Linked DNA regions of Homo sapiens: regions 1 and 2 are each linked to region 3. Evidence: read pairs that join two places in POLR2A ChIA-PET (ENCODE). Cell type or tissue: PC-9. All regions are shown on one strand. Each heading gives the region's core, and the rest is flanking DNA. Links, peaks and the distances in the headings are about the cores only.

Evidence for each region. Peaks named below come from ENCODE experiments on the same cell type or tissue, not always from the same donor. Only the 100,000 strongest peaks of a DNase experiment are listed, where the experiment ranks them.
Region 1: POLR2A ChIA-PET joins it to region 3 with 6 read pairs; 1 of 35 experiments calls an interaction of 5 or more read pairs at or near these places.
Region 2: POLR2A ChIA-PET joins it to region 3 with 8 read pairs; 4 of 35 experiments call an interaction of 5 or more read pairs at or near these places.

What each region holds. Positions count from the first base shown.
Region 1 is chr17:17,571,667-17,578,314 of GRCh38, reverse strand. PEMT (phosphatidylethanolamine N-methyltransferase) reads left to right here. Exons shown (of 7, transcript NM_148172.3): 2 at 1,288-1,395. Among named protein-coding and RNA genes, the nearest start is that of PEMT, 17 kb to the left of the region's middle. RefSeq lists an enhancer at 969-1,714. In PC-9, for the core only: no CTCF peak of the experiment used is centred there; a DNase peak (open chromatin) is centred at 2,824.
Region 2 is chr17:18,142,776-18,146,775 of GRCh38, reverse strand. MYO15A (myosin XVA) reads right to left here. Exons shown (of 66, transcript NM_016239.4): 25 at 3,936-4,000; 26 at 3,157-3,210; 27 at 2,980-3,061; 28 at 2,776-2,906; 29 at 2,184-2,279; 30 at 669-904. LOC124904129 (small nucleolar RNA U13) reads right to left here and starts at 224; the gene lies at 125-224. RefSeq lists enhancers at 2,595-3,559, 3,560-4,000. In PC-9, for the core only: CTCF peaks have their summits at 3,359 and 3,564 (motif pointing left); no DNase peak of the experiment used is centred there.
Region 3 is chr17:18,264,531-18,270,976 of GRCh38, reverse strand. MIEF2 (mitochondrial elongation factor 2) reads right to left here. Exons shown (of 4, transcript NM_139162.4): 4 at 4,425-6,446. The coding sequence ends at 6,213. Among named protein-coding and RNA genes, the nearest start is that of MIEF2, 7.1 kb to the right of the region's middle. RefSeq lists an enhancer at 3,081-3,674. In PC-9, for the core only: no CTCF peak of the experiment used is centred there; a DNase peak (open chromatin) is centred at 2,326; H3K27ac peaks cover 1,527 bases.

The sequences.
Region 1 (6,648 bases), core at 1,168-5,167, 690 kb after region 3:
CAAACTCCTGGCCTCAAGTGATTCTCCCACCTTGGCCTCCCAAAGTGAGCCCAGGAGTTCAAGGTTGCAGTGAGCTATGAACGCGCCACTGCATTCCAGCCTGGGTGGCAGAGGGAGACTCTGTCTCAAAAAAAAAAAAAATTGTAAAATCTGAATATTTGATACTATATTTTATGTTGTTTTCTAGAAATTTCTGTCTAGGTGCTGAATCATGCAGCCTGCTCTTCTACTCAGCCGTGTGTTTCAGAACGTTTCACAGTGCTGTGTGTAGACCTCGTGCTTTTTTTTTTTTTTTTTTGAGACGGAGTCTCACTCTGTTGCCCAGGCTGGAGTGCAGTGGCGCGATCTCTGCTCACTGCAAGCTCCGCCTCCCAGGTTCATGCCATTCTCCTGCCTCAGTCTCCTGAGTAGCTGGGACTACAGGCGCCCGCCACCATGCCCGGCTAATTTTTTGTATTTTTAGTAGAGATGGGGTTTCACCGTGTTAGCCAGGATGGTCTTGATCTCCTGACCTCGTGATCCGCCCGCCTCGGCCTCCCAAAGTGCTGGGATTACAGGCATGAGCCACCGCGCCCGGCCGACCTAGTGCTTTTAACTGCTGTAGTTTAGCTGCTGTAGGAATGGGCCGTGGGTTTTTTTTTTTTTTCTTCATTTCTTTGGTTGCTGGACACCTAAGTTGTTTGTCATTGTTCCTGACGTTTTCATGCAAGATGATGGCGGGGCGGGGGCAGTGTCCACGTGCCCCCCGTATGCGGGTGGCGTGGCCGGGATGTGGGCACACACTTTTTCAGTTTACCCCGCCCCACTCACACCCTCGTGTGCACTCAAGATTGTCCCCTGTCGAGTGTGGGCGAGGAGAGGCACACCACTATTGTTTTAATTTGCTTTTACCTGATTCCTGGTAGGTTGAGCATCTCTTCACATTTATCTCAGCTGCTTGGGTTTCCTCTGGGGCCTCTGAGAACCCTCATCCAGGAGGGTCTCGGTCACACCAGGGTTGGTGTCACCTCCCTTCAGGGTGCCAGGCACCCCTCTTCAGAGGTGCTGATTTCCTCATCTGGCATCCAGGCACATTTCTGCGGCCGCCCTCCCAGGACATGACACAGCTCATTAGGTTTCAGCTTTTTATCTTCCCTTTTATGAGACTACACTGTAGTAACCTTTGCCGGACTTGGATGTTCCCAGGCCTCCCAGTGTGTTCCCAGAGGGTAACTTTTTCTCCGACTCCTGGGGGCTCACAGGCCCTGCTGTGTCTGGGTGGTGCTGATGCTAGCTCTGTCCCTGCAGGCAGACTTCTGCGTTATGACCCGGCTGCTGGGCTACGTGGACCCCCTGGATCCCAGCTTTGTGGCTGCCGTCATCACCATCACCTTCAATCCGCTCTACTGGAATGTGGTAAGTGATGTGCCTGACACTGTCCAGACGGGAGTATCTCACTGCTTGGTGAGCCCCACATGCAGGGGATCGCGGTGGTTGCTGCTGGCTGGCCAGACAGACAGACAGCTCTGCTCTTCCCTCCCGTGTCTGTCGCTGGCTGGTGTGGAGTACTAGGCGCTTCCTGCCGTCTTGCCTTGGGGATCCAGCAGCCATTGGGCTGCCCAGGCTGGCGTCAGGATGGTCCAGGACTGTAGGGGTGGCCCTCCTACCCTCACAAGAACCTGCAGGAGAACGCTGCCATGGTGGGGCTGCCATTGGTCACATGTGCCTGGCAGTCTGGTGGCCTTCTCATGCATGAAGTGGGTTGCCCAGGAAGTAGGGGCTCTCTTCCCTCTCTGCCATGTCACACAGTAAAGCCACTTGCTTGTGAATCTCCCACCCCTCGTGTGTTCCACAAACATGGTTATTTTTCCCACATGAGGCTTCCTGCAAAACGGCCTGCGCATTCCGGACCTAGGCGAGCTGGGTGGCAGGAGCAAGCCGGCATGAGTTGAAAGGAAGCCACCAGCGTGGCACCAGCTCGTGATGGGTGCCAGGGGATGTTTGGGTGCCCGGGCACCAGCACCGAGGGGTGGGTGGACTGCATGGGAAGTGGGCTCTGGGCCCTTCGAGGAAAGTGTGGGAGGGGAGGGCCGTCAGTTCCTTCTGCAGCCTTTCTGAGATGCCTCCCACACCTCCCAGACTGTGGGGTGAAGCTCTTGGGGTTCCTGGCCCGCTCTCCCAAGGCTGTCTCTGGGGGGTGCTTCTGGGCTGCTTCCCGGGGATCCTGCTGGGGGAGTGGGTGGTCCTGGGGCTCAGCGGGGGTTGGGCTTGCTGATGCAGAGCCCTGAGCGTCCTGTGATCACCCCCGAGGCTAATCTGCAGAGTAAGGCCAAGATCAGCGTCAGCAGCACATTGTTCCAGACAGTTTTCATTTAAGGTGAACCCTTGATCCCAGGGCAGAACAGGACATGTTTTTCATTTAGTTTATGACTTGAGATTTTTCTCCATCTGGTGAGAGAAGTGGGTGGGGGCCAGCCTGCTCATGTCAAAGACAGTGCATTCCAAAGAATGCCCTGTTCCTGCTGTCCTGAACATGCTGGACACACTCCGAGGATGGATGCTCTGGCGGCCCACAAGGGAGGGGCTTCGAGGGGAGGTCCAGAGGTGGGAGTGAGACTGGCGAGCTTGGTGTAGCCAAACACAGGCCTCCCGGACACCCCTTTCTCCTGAGAAGCCTTGGCTGGGCTGGGGAGCACCTGTACTCTCAGCCACACCGTCCCCAGCTGGCCCCAGCCTCCTGACATGGGCCTCTGGAGCCAGGGCTGCAGCCGAAGTGCCTGGCCATCCTGGCGTTTCCTCCCACTGCCTGGCCTGCATGCTTCCTCTCTCCTTTCACCTTTGCACACACCCAGCATGCCAGAGATATGAGGTGGTGAAGGGTGAGGAGGGTGTTTGGAGGCTGAAAAATGGTCCTGCAAAGACGTCCACATCCTGTGAAGGTCTCTTATATGGCACACACACAAGGATCTTTGCAGACGTGATGAAGTCAAGGAGCTTGAGCTGGGGAGATGGCCCTGAGTTACCCAGGTGGGCCCTAAGTGCCATTGTGTGTGTCCTTTTAACAATGGAGTGGCACAGGGACATTGAAACACAGGAGTGTCTCTTGTCACCATGGAGGCAGAGGCTGGAGTGACCAAGCCACTAGCCAAGGAAGGCCAGGCCCACCAGAAGCTGGAAGAAGCAAAAAATGGAGTCTCCCCCAGAGCCTCTGGTGGAAGCACAGCCCAGTCGGCACCTTGATTTTGGCCCAGTGGTAACTGATTGGGGATTGCTGTTGTTTTCAGCCCCTAAGTTGGCAGTCATTTGTTACAGCAGCCACAGGAAGCGAGGCCAGGGTATTTAAAAAGCCAAAGACCCCTGCTGGAAGACGTTGTGGGCCTAACCTTTGGAGTGTTGGGTGTGCCACGCTCTTGGCTGTCCACAGTCCTTCTCTGAGGGAGATGTTGGGCTCTTACAGCCGGAGGAGGTCCCTGCCCTCTGGCTTCCTGCAGGCCTGACGTTGACCAGCAGTCATTGAGGTACATATGGGTCTCCCAGCACTGGGAGCTTGGCTGGCTGAATGCATAGCAGGTCCTGAGGACGCTTTTATTTATGCACAAGCCCCCTCAGGTCACTTCCCACTAGCCTAGCCAACAGTGTGTTTTTAAAGTGAAGTTCATTGTGAAGGTTCTCAGTGGCTCATGAATGGCAGAGTGGTTAAGATGCAGTAAGATTTGGCCGGGCGCGGTGGCCCACGCCTGTAATCCCAGCACTTTGGGAGGCTGAGGTGGGTGGATCACCTGAGGTCAGGAGTTCGAGACCAGCCTGGCCAACATAGTGAAACCTCATCTCTACTAAAAATACAAAAATTTAGCCGGATGTGATGGTGTACGCCTGTAGTCCCAGCTACTCGGGAGGCTGGGGCAGGAGAATCTCTTGAACCCAGGAGGCGGAGGTTGCAGTGAGCCGAGATGGCACCACTGTACTCCAGCCTGGGTAACAGAGTGAGACTCTGTCTTTAAAAAAAAAAAAAAAAAAAAAGATGCAGTAAGATTTGGAAGACAGCATGTGTCTGTGTGTTTGGCATACGGTTTTTTTTTTTTTTTTTTTTTGGTCATAAGCTTTTGATTAGTCTCATTTTGAGATAGTTTTTCACTGGAACAGTTTGTGGTCATTGGTGGGAGAGGGAGTGAGCTCTTCAAAGTGGTTTCAAAAGGAGAAAAGTTAAGAAACATGTTGCAGTTCCGTGGGCTGCTGCCGGGGAGAGTATCCGGACGGCATCTGGAATGGGATGACGAGGCCCAGCTCTGTGATGCCAGAAGCCCAGTGGGTGGATCAGTTGAGCCAAGGAGTTGGAGACCATCCTGGGGAACATGGCAAAACCCTGCCACTACAAAAAATACAAAAATTAGCCGTGTGTGGTGGTGTGCACCTGTAGTCCCAGCTACTGGGTTGGCTGAGGTAGGAGAATCACTTGAACCCAGGAGGTCGAGGCTGCAGTGAGCTGTGATCACACTACTGCACTCCAGCCTGGGCAACAGAGCAAGACCCTGTCTTAAAAAACAAAAACAAAGACAGGCCAACAGGCCACAACCAGGGAAGCACTTAAATAACTTAATAGTTATCAATGCAGTTGTCCCTGGGTATCCATAGGAGATTGGTTCCAGTTCCCCGTGGATACCAAAATCGGCAGATGCTCAGGTCCCTGATGGGAAACAATGTTGTATTCGAGTATAACGTATGCCCACCCTCCCATATACTTTACATCATCTCTAGATTACTTATCATACCCAAGACAGTGTACATGCTGGGTAGTTACACTGTATTATTTTTTATGTTATTACTTTTTGTTTTTATTTTTTTCCTGAATTTTTCTTTTTTTTTTTTTTTGAGACAGCATCTCACTCTGTTTCCCAGGCTGGAGTGCAGTGGCATGATCTTGGCTTACTGCAACCTCTGCCTCTCAGGTTCAAGCGATTCCCCTGCCTCAGCCTCCCAAGTAGCTGGGATTACGGGGACCTGCCACCAAGCCCAGCTAACTTTTTTGTAGTTTTAGTAGAGATGGGGTTTCACCATCTTGGCCAGGCCTTGTGATCCACCTGACTCGGCCTCCCAAAGTGCTGGGATTATAGGCATGAGCCACCGCGCCAGGCCTTTTTTTTCTTTTTGAGACAGAGTCTTGCTCTGTTGCCCAGGCTGGAGTGCAGTGGCACGATCTCGACTCACTGCAACCTCCACCTCCCAGGTTCAAGTGGTTCTCCTGCCTCAGCCTCCTGAGTAGCTGGGATTACAGGCATGCACCACTGTGCCTGACTAATTTTTGTATTTTTAGTAGAGACAGGGTTTCACCATGTTGGCAAGGCTGGTGTCGAACTCCTGACCTCAGGTGATCTGCCCGCGTTGGCCTCCCAAAGTGCTGGGATTACAGGCATGAGCCACCACGCCTGGCTCTTGAATATTTTTATCTGCAGTTGCTGCGGAGGGCTGGCTGGTGGTGGCGGGACTCATGCTCAGGTGTTGTGCCCAGTGCATGTCATGCAGTATTTCAATGAATCTTCACAGCAAATGCTGTTAATATCCCCTTTGGAGACTGAAGCTTGAAGAGGTTCATTCATACATTCTTCAAATGTTTATTGAGCATCTACTGTGCGCTGGGCACCATCCCGGCCCCTGGCCCTCACGCAGCAGCTTCAGTGGTGAATGAATGTATAGCACTGCCGGTGACACAGCAGGCAAGGGGAGGGACAGACAGGGGTGGTGGTCAGGGAAGGCCTCTCTGATGGGTGTCCTTTCACCAGAAACCTGATTCTCATGCAGGAGGGCCCTCAGGTGTCTGGGGAAGAGCATTCTGTCAGGAAAACACAAGTGCAAAAGTCCTGGGGCACTCTTGAGTGTCCTCGGAGGTTTTAAGGGACAGCTGCCGCTGGAGCCAGGCAGAGGGAGAATGGAGGAGCAGGACGGAGAGGTGGCTGGGGACGGTGGTGCAGGCCTTGCGGGCCATGGGGAGAGACATTCCCTGGACTCTGAGCTGGGAGCCATTGCAGAGGTGGCATGATCTGAGTCAGAGTTTCAAGGTCACTGCACCAAGGACAGAGGAGAAGAGACAAAGGTGGAGCTGAGAGGCCAGCAGGCCCCAGATGGCAGCTTGACCACAGTGGGACTGGCGGAGGTGGGAGCAGTGATCAGGGAGAGCTGAGAGAGGTGGCTTGGCCAGCCCATGGTTGGGCCTGAGTGACCCGTGGGAGGCAAGGCCGTTGGCTGCCCTGGGGCAACCGTGGGAGGAGAGGCTTGTGGAGGAAGAGCTCGGTTTTGCCTGTGTCAGACACGGATGTCCTTGGGCTCCAGACAGTGTGAGAAGGCCAGGCATGGTGGCTCACGCCTATAATCCCAAGCACTTTGGGAGGCCAAGGCAGGCGGATCGCTTGAGCCCAGGAGTTCGAAACCAGCCCGGGCAACGTGGTGAAATGTCATCTCTGTAAAAATACAAAATTTAGCCAGGTGTGGTGGTGAGCACCGGCTACTGGGAAGGCTGAGGTGGGTGGGTCACTTGAGCTCTGGGGGTCGAGGCTGCCATGAGTTGTGCTCAAGCCACTGAACTCCAGTTTGGGTGGCAGAGTGAGACCCTGTATCAGAAAAAAAAAAAAACCCAAAACAAAACAGACTGTGTGTGAGTCTGGACTCCTGGGGAGC
Region 2 (4,000 bases), core at 1-4,000, 120 kb after region 3:
TTTTTAAATTTTTTGCAGAGACAAGGTCTCAATACATTGTCCAGGCTGGTCTTCAACTCCTGGGCTCAAGCGATCCTCCCATCTTGGCCTCCCAAAGTGCTGGGATTACAGGCCTGAGCCACTGCGTCTGGTCTTGTGCTGATGTTTTAGCAAGGTTTGAGGGTGACACATCTCATGCCTGAGCATGAAAACTCAATCATCACACTTATAAACTATAAAAGAATAACCCCCATTTGATATGTAAGGAAACTAAAGCCCAGAGAGGTTAAGTAACTTACCCAAGGTCACACAGCTCATATATGGCTGAGCTGGGATTTGAACCCTGATTGTCTGAGTCCCGTATCCATGCTCCTAACCACCCCATTAAACTCTCATGCTGTGAGAGGTCAATGCTCTTTTCCAAATTCTCCACATGCTGGTCTTGTCCCACTCTGAGTTCTGGAAGTCCCTCATCCAGTCTGACCTAACTCCTAGCCCCTGCAGTGAAGGCCTGCCCTCCTTTCTTGCTCTGAGCCCAGTAGAAATGCAGAGCAGCCCTGGCCAGCCTCCATGCCTGAGCTTCCCAGCATAGAGATCTGACTCCTGGCCTGACCTTTAAGACCCTGCCTTGGGCTCCACTGCTGGTGCCACCGTCCCTCGTGTCCCAGCCCCTATCCAGTCCCACTCACTTGAGAAGGTACTTGTTGAAGCACGGGGAAGGTGCAAAGCCACTGAGGCAGGCGGCCAGCAGCAGCCAGCCCCGCTCAGCATTGTGGGCATTGTGATTGTGCCACACCTGATTGGCCAGCTGTGCCAGGATCTCATCCCGCAGCTCAGGCACCGCCAGCCCCTTCTGCACGATGTAGTTCCCGAAGATGTTCTCCCGGGCACCATGCAGGTGGGGGTCGCCCATGAAGCGCAGGATCTGGGCCACGAACAGAGTCTCCTGGGCATCTCAGAAAGTTGTTCCTTCCAGTCCCCACCCCACAACATGCATCCCTCTCATGTCCCTCCCATGTGTGCCCCTGCCCATATAAATGTCCCTTATATTACAATATAACTGCTATATATATAGAATATTTTTTTGAGATGGAGTCTCTGTCACCCAGACTGGAGTGCAGTGGTGGGATCTCAGCTCACTGCAGCCTCAACTTCCCCGGGCCTAAGTGATCCTCCCACCTCAGCCCCTCAGGTAGCTAGGATTACAGGCACATGCAGCCACACCCAGCTAATTTTTGTATTTTTAGTAGAGACAGCGTTTCACCATGTTGCCCAGGCTGGTCTCAAACTCCTGGACTCAAGGGATCTGCCTGCCTTGGCCTCCCAAAGTGCTGGGATTACAAGTGTGCGCCACCGTGCTTGGCCTACAACTGCCATATTCTATGCCGAATGACCAGGCAGTTTACCTCAACTATGGGAAAACTAAAGATCCAAAGTATGTGTCATCTTTCCTGTTCATGAACCTTCTAGAGCTCCCCATGCAGCCCTAGCCCCCTCCCTGCACCCCTGGCCCTCCAGCCAGCCCCCACCTCCTGCTCTATCTAGGCCGCAGAGGGTTCTTTTTAACATTCAGATATGACCACAACCCTCCCATGGAAGCACCTGCCTTGGCTCCCTAGGTGCCTTGGGATGAAATCTAAGCTCTGGGTACTGTAATCAAGGCCTCACTGGCCAGTCTCACCCTTGCCCTCTTGACTCTGTTCTGACCACACCAATTTCCTCTTCTCTGTGTACTTTCTCCACTCTCCCTGCCTGGCAAATTCCCCTCCAGCTCAAATGCCTTCTCCTCCAGGAAGCCCTCTCTGGCCCTGCCCAGGGCTGAATTAGTGGCCCCATCAGACTCCCCAGACTTGGTGCTTCCCTCTGTCCATACTGGTGGTCACTGGCTGGGTCAACTCTGCCTCCCCCTTCAGACTGAGAAGTCCTTAAGGAGATCTGGGTCTCTTCTTGGTGTCCTTGAGAGGCTCCAAGGCAGAATTTTTTTTTTTTTTTTTTTGCCAGGAAGATGGCTGGGAGAAGAAAAGCCACCAGTCCTCAGAGAGGAAGCCAGATTTCCCCCTCTGACATAAAAGTCTGTCCTTTGGGGAAGAGGTGTGGGGCTCATGGGTTGGGCTTGGGGAGGGCTGGGAAGACTGGGAGCCTCATGGCCCAGTTTCAGGGCCAGGGGCTAAGAATTAGAAGGTGGGCTGGGGCAGACCCCATACCAGCTTGAAGATGCTCACGGCTTCTGCATGGTGCTCGGCTGGCAGCTGCGTGAGGGGTGTCCTCAGGGGCACTGTCAGCATCCCAAAGGCAGGTTCCTAAGACACAGGGCAGGCACATGAGCAGACAGAGCTGGACTGACAGGCACATCTGGACCCACTGCTCTGTGCCACATGGGGCTCCAAGGCCTATGAGGCAGGGGCTTTGGTCCTCAGTGTATGGATGGGGAAACTGAGGCTGGTGAGGGGCCACCACAGTGGCCCTCAGCAAGTCGGTGGTAGGGACAGGATAAACCTTCATCTCAAGGGGAGGAAATCAGAGCTGGGCTGACATGCTATGGCTCCACCAGTTGTTCAATTTCTGAAATATTTCCAGACTGGTTGGTGGTAAACAGCCCTGCCCGAGCCCCTGAGGGCTCTCCACTGCTATCCAGACCTCAGGGATCTCCCAGATTCCCTATGATCCAGCAACTAAAAGGCTCATACCCAACACCACAGGGCACAGCCAGGAGCCTGCCCCAGGGCAAGGACAATGTCCATTCTAATTGGTCAGCGCCTATCAGCCAGGGAGCCTTGGACTTCAGCTAGCCCTTACCTTGAAGTGGCACTGGACAAACTTGGCCATAGGATAGTTGTTGATGTCCAGGGGCAGTGTGACACGGGGCTCAGCCTGGAGTCGAGGAGTCCTCACAGGGGCCACCTGAGGCACCTGGGCCAGCCCGAGGCCTGTGGAAAGAGGAGGGAATGCGGTGCCTGCTCTGATCTGCCTGGGCCCTCCCCCCGCCTGGTGCTGACCCACCTGCCACTGCTTGCAAGAGCCCAGCCAGCTCAGCCGGTACCTCCAGGTGCCCCACAGCGACTACCTCCCGCTTGCTCAGCTCCTAGAGGGACAGTGCATGGGACAGGGACAGGCCTGCCACATCCCCACCTGCCAGCCTCCCTCCTTGGCCCTGCTGCCACCCAGACCCACACCCACCTCCTGCTCCCACAGCAGCGCCCCCTCCACCTGGCACCTCCACTCTGCCCTCAGCTTCAGAAGAGAAGATGTCAGGTTGGGGAGTGGCAGGCAGAGGTGACGACCGGCACCCAGGCAGGCCAGGCCAGCTTACGCAAGGCGGCCACACTCAAGCAAGGGGGGCAGCTTGCCTGTTGTGTGGAGGTGACTGCCCCACTCCACAGGTGGGGCGGGAGGCTGAGGTTGGCCAGAGAAAAGGGGAGGGAAAAGGAGAGAGCAAGAGAGAAACAGAGGCAAGCGGAGGGAGAAAAACGCTGGGGAAAGAGACACACAAGGAGGATTTCTGGGAGGTGGCTGAGCACTGTGTCATGGGAAGCCCTCCTCTGTAGCGCCACCTTCAGTAAAGGCTACCTACTGCTTCATTGCTTTGGGAACTGCATTTGTCTTTCTGGTGGCTAGTTTGCATGACAGTGGGTCAAGACATGAAGGTAAGAGCAAAACCATACCCAGTGACATTCAGGTCACCAAATTCTAATGGCCCTCAATTCCCGAAGACCCCACTGTGAACCCAGCACCAGGCCAAATCCTTCAATGCAACATCTCATTTAACCCTCTCCACAATCCCAAGGGGTAGATGGGAAAATCGAGGATAGACAATGGCCAAAGTTAAAGAGCTAGTGGGTGGCAGAGGCAGAATTTGAACCCAAGACTGCCTGAGGCCAGTAGTCTCCTCTTGGGTGCTAAGTGCCCTTTCCCCTTCTCTGCTGTCCCCTTGGACCCAGATAGGGTAGGGCCTATACCTTGAGATAGCGTCGGCGGCTCACGTATGCGTGTACCAGGGACCGGAACTTCACCAGACTCCTCC
Region 3 (6,446 bases), core at 8-4,007:
TTGGCAAAGAAGCCTGGCTGACGTCCTGCACATGCTTCCCCAGGTGATTGCTTGCACTTAACAGCAGAGGAAACGAGACCACCCCACACAACTTGTAGCAGTTGAGGAGTCTCTGCCTGATCCCACCCCGGATACTTAGAGCATCCAGAATTAAAAATAAGCCTTGTCACCAACATCCGGCTCCCCCACTCCCCAGAGCCAGGCTCAATGTGCCCAACAGCGCTGGGGCCCGCACCTGGAGGCACTGGCTTTTGAGACACTGGGCAGAGACCCCACTGCCCTTTGGGATGAATTCACCACCTGCCTCTTATAGAATCCGGCCGAAGACCTGGGATGTTCACATTCAGCTGGATCTCCAGGTTTCTTGGACTGGAACACAGGTGGCCCCAGCTCAATATGCTCACCAGGGTGTTGCCACTCACCTGTTGACCGTCCCTACCAGGGACAGATCTGTGCACCCCATCCCCACCTTAGACCACCAGCTCACACACAGGTGGTGTTGGTGCAGTGGTTAATGTTAGGTGTCAACTTCACTAGATTAAGGGATGCCGAGATGGCTGGTATTTTTTCTGGGTGTCTGTAAGGGTGTTGCCAGAGGAGAGTGACATGACTCGGTGGACTGAGAAAGGAAGACCTACCCTCAATGTGGGTGGGTACCATCCAATCAGCTGCCAGCACGGCCAGAACAACAGGTGGAAGAAGGGGGATGAGCACCTTGCTGAGTCTTCTCCAGCCCTCTCCCTCTTCCGTGCCAGATGCTTGCTTCCTCTTCTCTGCTGTTGGACATCAGACTCCAGGTTCTTCGGCATTTGGACTCTGGGACTTGCACCAGCAGCTTCCTGGAGCCTTCTGCCACAGACTGAAGGCTGCACTGTGGGCTTTCTGGTTTTGAGGCTTTTGGACTTGGACTCAGCTATGCTACCGGCTTCTTTCCACAGCTTGTAGATGGCCTATTCTGGGACTTCACCTTGTAATCCTGTGAGCCACTTCTCCCTAATTAACTCGCTTTCTATATATTACATACAGCCTATTGGTTCTGTCCCTCTGGAAAACACTAATATAGAGTCAGGGTCTGGCCTGCAGTCTGAACCTGAAAGGTTCCTTCTGAAACCCACGCAAGCGAGCCCCAGTGGCCTCCCTGCCTGCCAGAGGCCGCAGCCCACTGAACTGATTGGTCTTATCGTCTCAGGAATTCGGCAAGCAATGCAGAGATGACCCAGTGCAGGTCACCAGAGTCACCGGTGTTTGTCTTTGGAACACACCTGGGTTTTCTCCACTACAACCTTAGCTTTCTCAAGGAATTAAGATTATATATATATCCTGATTACAAAAGAAAAGTGTCATTAAAAACGCAAATGTTGGCCGGGCACAAGTGGCTGACACCTGTAATCCCAACACTTCGGGAGGCTGAGGCAGGCAGATCATTTGAGGTCAGGAGTTCGAGACCAGCCCAGGCAACATGGCGAAACCGTCTCTACTAAAAATGCAAAAATCAGCCGAGTGTGGTGGTGCATGCCTGCAAACCCGGCTACCCAAGAGGCTGAGAGGCAGGAGAATTGCTTGAACCAGGGAGGTGGAGATTATAGTGAACAGAGATTGGGCCACTGTACTCCAGTCTGAGTGACAGAGCAAGACTCCGTTTCAAAAAAAAAAAAAAAGCAAATGTTGGCTACACACAGTGGCTCACGCCTATAATCCCAGTACTTAGGGTGGCCGAGCTGGGAGGACTGCTTGAAGCCAGGAGTTTGAGACCAGCTTGTAATCCCAGGGGTAATCATGGCTCACTGCAGCCTCGCCCTGCTAGACTCAAGCCATCCTCCCACCTCAGCCTCCTGAATAGCTGGGCCCATAGGTATATACCACACCTGGCTAATTATTTTTTGTAGAGATGAGGTCTATGTTGCCCCTGCTGGTCTCGAACCCCTGGCCTCAGGCAGTCCTCCCGCTTCAACCTCCAAAACGCTGGGATTACAAGCATAAGCCACTGTACCTGGCCTGTTTTTTTGTTTGCTTTTTTAAATATTAGCAGATACGGAAACGAGCTGAACAGGTCAGCTCTACGGGAATAAATGGTCCCCCTTTGAGGACAATCCCACAGCTAAGTATTCCTGAAGAGAAGTGCGTACAAGTGGATTTACAAAAAGGAAATGCTATTTGGTCAAATTTATTACAGTTAGTGGTAGAGGATCTATGGGTGACATTTTCAAAGGACTACATTTAGATTCTCCATTTTTGGAGTCCTTTTTTTTTTTCTAAAATCTTCCCTAGCGACCCTTGCATTCTGAGCAGGGGTAGTCACTGCCTTACCAGAGTCATCAAGGATCCTGGCTCTGGGTTACTTGGTGAAGGTAAAACAAGGAATTTGAGTCACCACAGTGTTAAGACACTGAGGCCTAGGCAAGCCCATACCGTGCTCCCAGGCAGGCAGGGCAGAGGCTGTCCTTGCCTCGCGGGGAGGGGAGTGGGTGGGATTTCACAGCCCATCAGGACAGCCCAGGACCCGGCAGCCCTGGGAGTGGGTGGGATTTCACAGCCCATCAGGACAGCCCAGGACCCGGCAGCCTAGGGCGTGAGGTCATGCAAAGCTCCTAGCAAAACAGTGATTTGTTTCCAGTTCTCTGGCTAGAAACGGAAGACCCAGACATTAACCTTGGCTAGGTGATGAAACCACGAACACTTTTAACTCATCCTGGATTTTTTTTTTTTAAGCCATGGTATGAGACAGTACATTTAGAGCTACCTGAAGCAAGTGGCTTCTACATCAGGCTTGTGTTGGGGTCTGGTCGTCGAAGGAGTGGCACTCTAGACTGAGCTTGCTTCCTGGACAGCTGCGCTCTGACCAGGGGCTGGAGTGGCATCTGGGAGCACCTTGCTGTGCTGGGGCTTGGATGTGGCTGGAGGGTGGGGCACAGCTAGGCCCACCAGTCCTCGTTCCCAGGCATTATGTTAAGCACTGCCCACCCCAGTTAATCGTCACAAGCACCTGGGGTTGGGTATTACATGACCCTCCCCAGTTAAGAGATGAGAAGACTGAGGCACAGGCTCTGCCCCAGACTGTTCCCTTGCTGCCCCAACACCGCCAAGGAAACTGCTCAAAGCTCTCCAGCATCAAGGCATCAAGTGATTGGAATGGACCTCAGCCAAGTGATTGGAATGGACCTCAGCCAAGTGTCTCCCACCTTGGACCCTTATAATATCCTCTACAAGGAGCCCTCGTGCCCGCCTCTTGCCCTACACCCAACACCTAGAGGCCTACACCACTATTCCATTTGCTTGGCACAGTCCTGCTTCCCTTGGGTCCTGCAGTCACAGCTGGAAGGGGTAGGGGAGTCCCCTCAGGACGTAAGTCGGGGAAGGACCAGCAGGGTGCGAGTGGCACAGCTAGGCTGGAAGCAGCCCTGCACGCAGACCAGAGCCCTCCCCAGCCCACATGTGTCATCTGGTGATAGGAAGTGAGCCCTGGCTTTGGCTCTTGCGGGTGAGAGGGTTAAGATGCCCTGGCCTCTCACCTGCACAAGGCGGGGCAAGTTTCCTCCCCACTTGTGCAGCCACAAAGAGGTGCAAGGGAGGTAGAGAACACACATTTCTGGCCGGGTGCGGTGGCCCATGCCTGTAATCCCAGCACTTTGGGAGGCCAAGGCAGGCAGATCACAAGGTCAAGAGATCAAGACCATCCTGGCCAACATGGTGAAAATCCATCTCTACTAAAAATACAAAAATTAGCCGAGCGTGGTAGCGCGCACTTGTAGTCCCAGCTACTCGGGAGGCTGAGGCAGAAGAATTGCTTTAACCCGGGAGGCAGAGGTTGCAGTGAGCCGAGATCGCACCACTGCACTCCAGCCTGGGCGACAGAGTGATACTCACTCTCAAAAGAAAAAAAACACAGGTTTCTAAAAAATGATGAGCATGGCTGAAGGGCTGTCAACAGCCCACTAATTACAGAAAGTATGGTGCAGGGCTCAGCAGTTCAGCCTTGCGGGAAGAAACATCCCAAACTGGCTGGTTCCCATTACTAAAGCAACACCAAGCTTTTCATCTTTTCCTTCCACTTACCTTACTTGTCACGGACAGAAAGTCTGTGTCCCCTTCAACTTGTATGCTGAAATCCTAACCCCCAAGGCACTGCTAACAGGAGATGGGGTCTTTGGGAAGTGATTCGATCATGAATGTGGGCCCCCACCCCATGGGTGGGCTTAGTTTCCTTATAAGAGACCCTAGGAGAGCATTTCCCCCCTTCCTCCACATGAGGACAGCTAGATGGGGACACCTATGAACCAGGATGTGGGCTCTCAACCAAACATGGAATCTGTGACTCACTCTTGGATTTCTAGCCTCCAAAATGGTAAGACATAAATTTCTGATGTTTATAAGCCACCTAGTCTATGGCATTTTGTTATCACAGCCCAAACAGACTGAGATGCTAATTTATTATTACTATTATTATTTTATTTTATTTTATTTTGAGACAGAGTTTCACTCTTGTTGCCTAGGCTGGAGTGCACTGGCACGATCTCAGCTCACCACAACCTCCGCCTCCCGGGTTCAAGCAATTCTCCTGCCTCAGCCTCCCAAGTAGCTGGGATTACAGGCATGTGCCACCATGCCCAGCTAATTTTTTTGAATTTTTACCAGAGATGGAGTTTCTCCACGTTGGTCAGCCTGGTCTTGAATTCCCAACCTCAGGTGATCTACCGGCCTCGGCTTCCCAAAGTGCTGGGATTATAGGCGTGAGCCACAGCGCGGGGCCAAGATGCTTATTTATTTATTTTTTTGAGACAGAGTCTTGCTCTGTCGCCAGTCTGGAGTGCAGTGGTGCAATTTCAGCTCATTGCAACCTCTACCTCCCGGGTTCAAGCAATTCTCCTGCCTCGGCCTCCCGAGTAGCTGGGACTATAGGTGCGTGCCACCACGCCCAGCTAATTTTTGTCTTTTTAGTAGAGTTGGGGTTTCATCATGTTGGTCAGGATGGTCTCGATCTCTTGACCTCGTGATCCGCCCGCCTCGGCCTCCCGATGTGCTGGGATTACAGATGCGAGCCACCACACCCGGCCAAGATGCTACTTTTTAAAGTAAACTCTACCACCTCCAATTGACCTCAAGCACTCTTGCCAAAGTGCCAGGACAAGCCACAGGACTTACAGAAAACCCTCAACAGCTGCGTATGAAAGCACCAAGACTCCCTTATCCAGCCTGAGTTATATATACATTAGAATTTTTTCCTTTTATTCTTGTTCACATCTTCGAAGCTGAGCTTCGTTTCAAAAGGAAGGATACCAGAGGCAGGAGGAGGGTCACTTGGGAGGGGAGGTGGAATCTCCCTCCTCTAGCCCCCTTGCTACCTCTTAACAGGCTTCAAAGTCAGAATACAGCCATCAGCTGAGAGCAGTTCATTTTGGCACACTGGGAGGCCGGCTGTGCACACCGGACCTCTCTAGTGGGGGATCAGGTCCTCTGCTCTCCAGTGGGGCCTGGAACAGCTCCAGTGAGATGCCCCAGCTGTGGGCTGGGGGTGCAGCACAGAGCCTCAGCTCCCCCAGGACCCTCAGCTGCCTGAAGAAAACACTCACCTGGCTGGAGGGAAAAAGGGCCTTGCCCTGAGGTATCAGGTGGGTGGCAAGTCATACTGAGCTCCCGCTCAGCAAGAAAACTAAACGCACAGAAGACAGCAGGAAAATGCCATCCTTTAACAGCCAAAAATCTGTCCTTCAGGGGCACCAGGTGACTCCAGCCCCTGGGGGACAGAACAAACACACCATACCTACCATCAGGCACCAGACGCCTCAAAACGCCTGGAGCTAGGGCCGGAAAAGGCGTTAAGTCACCTTCTCTCAGCAGAAATGTGAAGCTGGCCTTCAGCTTCTGCCCAGGATGGCAGAAACCACATTCTGTTGGTGGATTGGTTGCTGGTGATGGACAGAGCCAAAGGTCCTGGGGTTGGCCCCAAGAGCTGAAACGGTGCTTGCAGGAATGGCTGGCACTCCAAGCTGCCTGAGGCAGCCCAGCTGCACTCAGGTGACAGTGACCCAAGCTCTCTGGGCTCAGGGTTTATGGCCACCATAGCCCAAGCACATCCTGATGCCCTGGGTTTAAGTAATGTACCCTCCTTTGTTCTGGCAAAAAGCTAGAGAAAAACCACTATTCAAATCCCTGGAAGGGAGGTGGGTGCAGCTCCCCAGCATTAGAAAACATGGCAACCACCCGTTTCCACCCACCTAGAGCAGCCCCTCGGGCTCCTGTAGGCCACTGTATAGCGCATAGCCAATGTCGTCAATCTCCTCCTCACGCAAGCTGCTGAAGAGGTTCACGCTGGGGTTGAAGTGGCAGGGCAGGCTGGCCTGCTCCAGGCTGCCGATGAGCAGCTCCAGGGCTTGCAGGAAGCGCTCACCCAAGGCCTCCTCCGTCCAATCCACGTTGTCCTCCCCCAGACGCAGGACCACCTGGGTCAG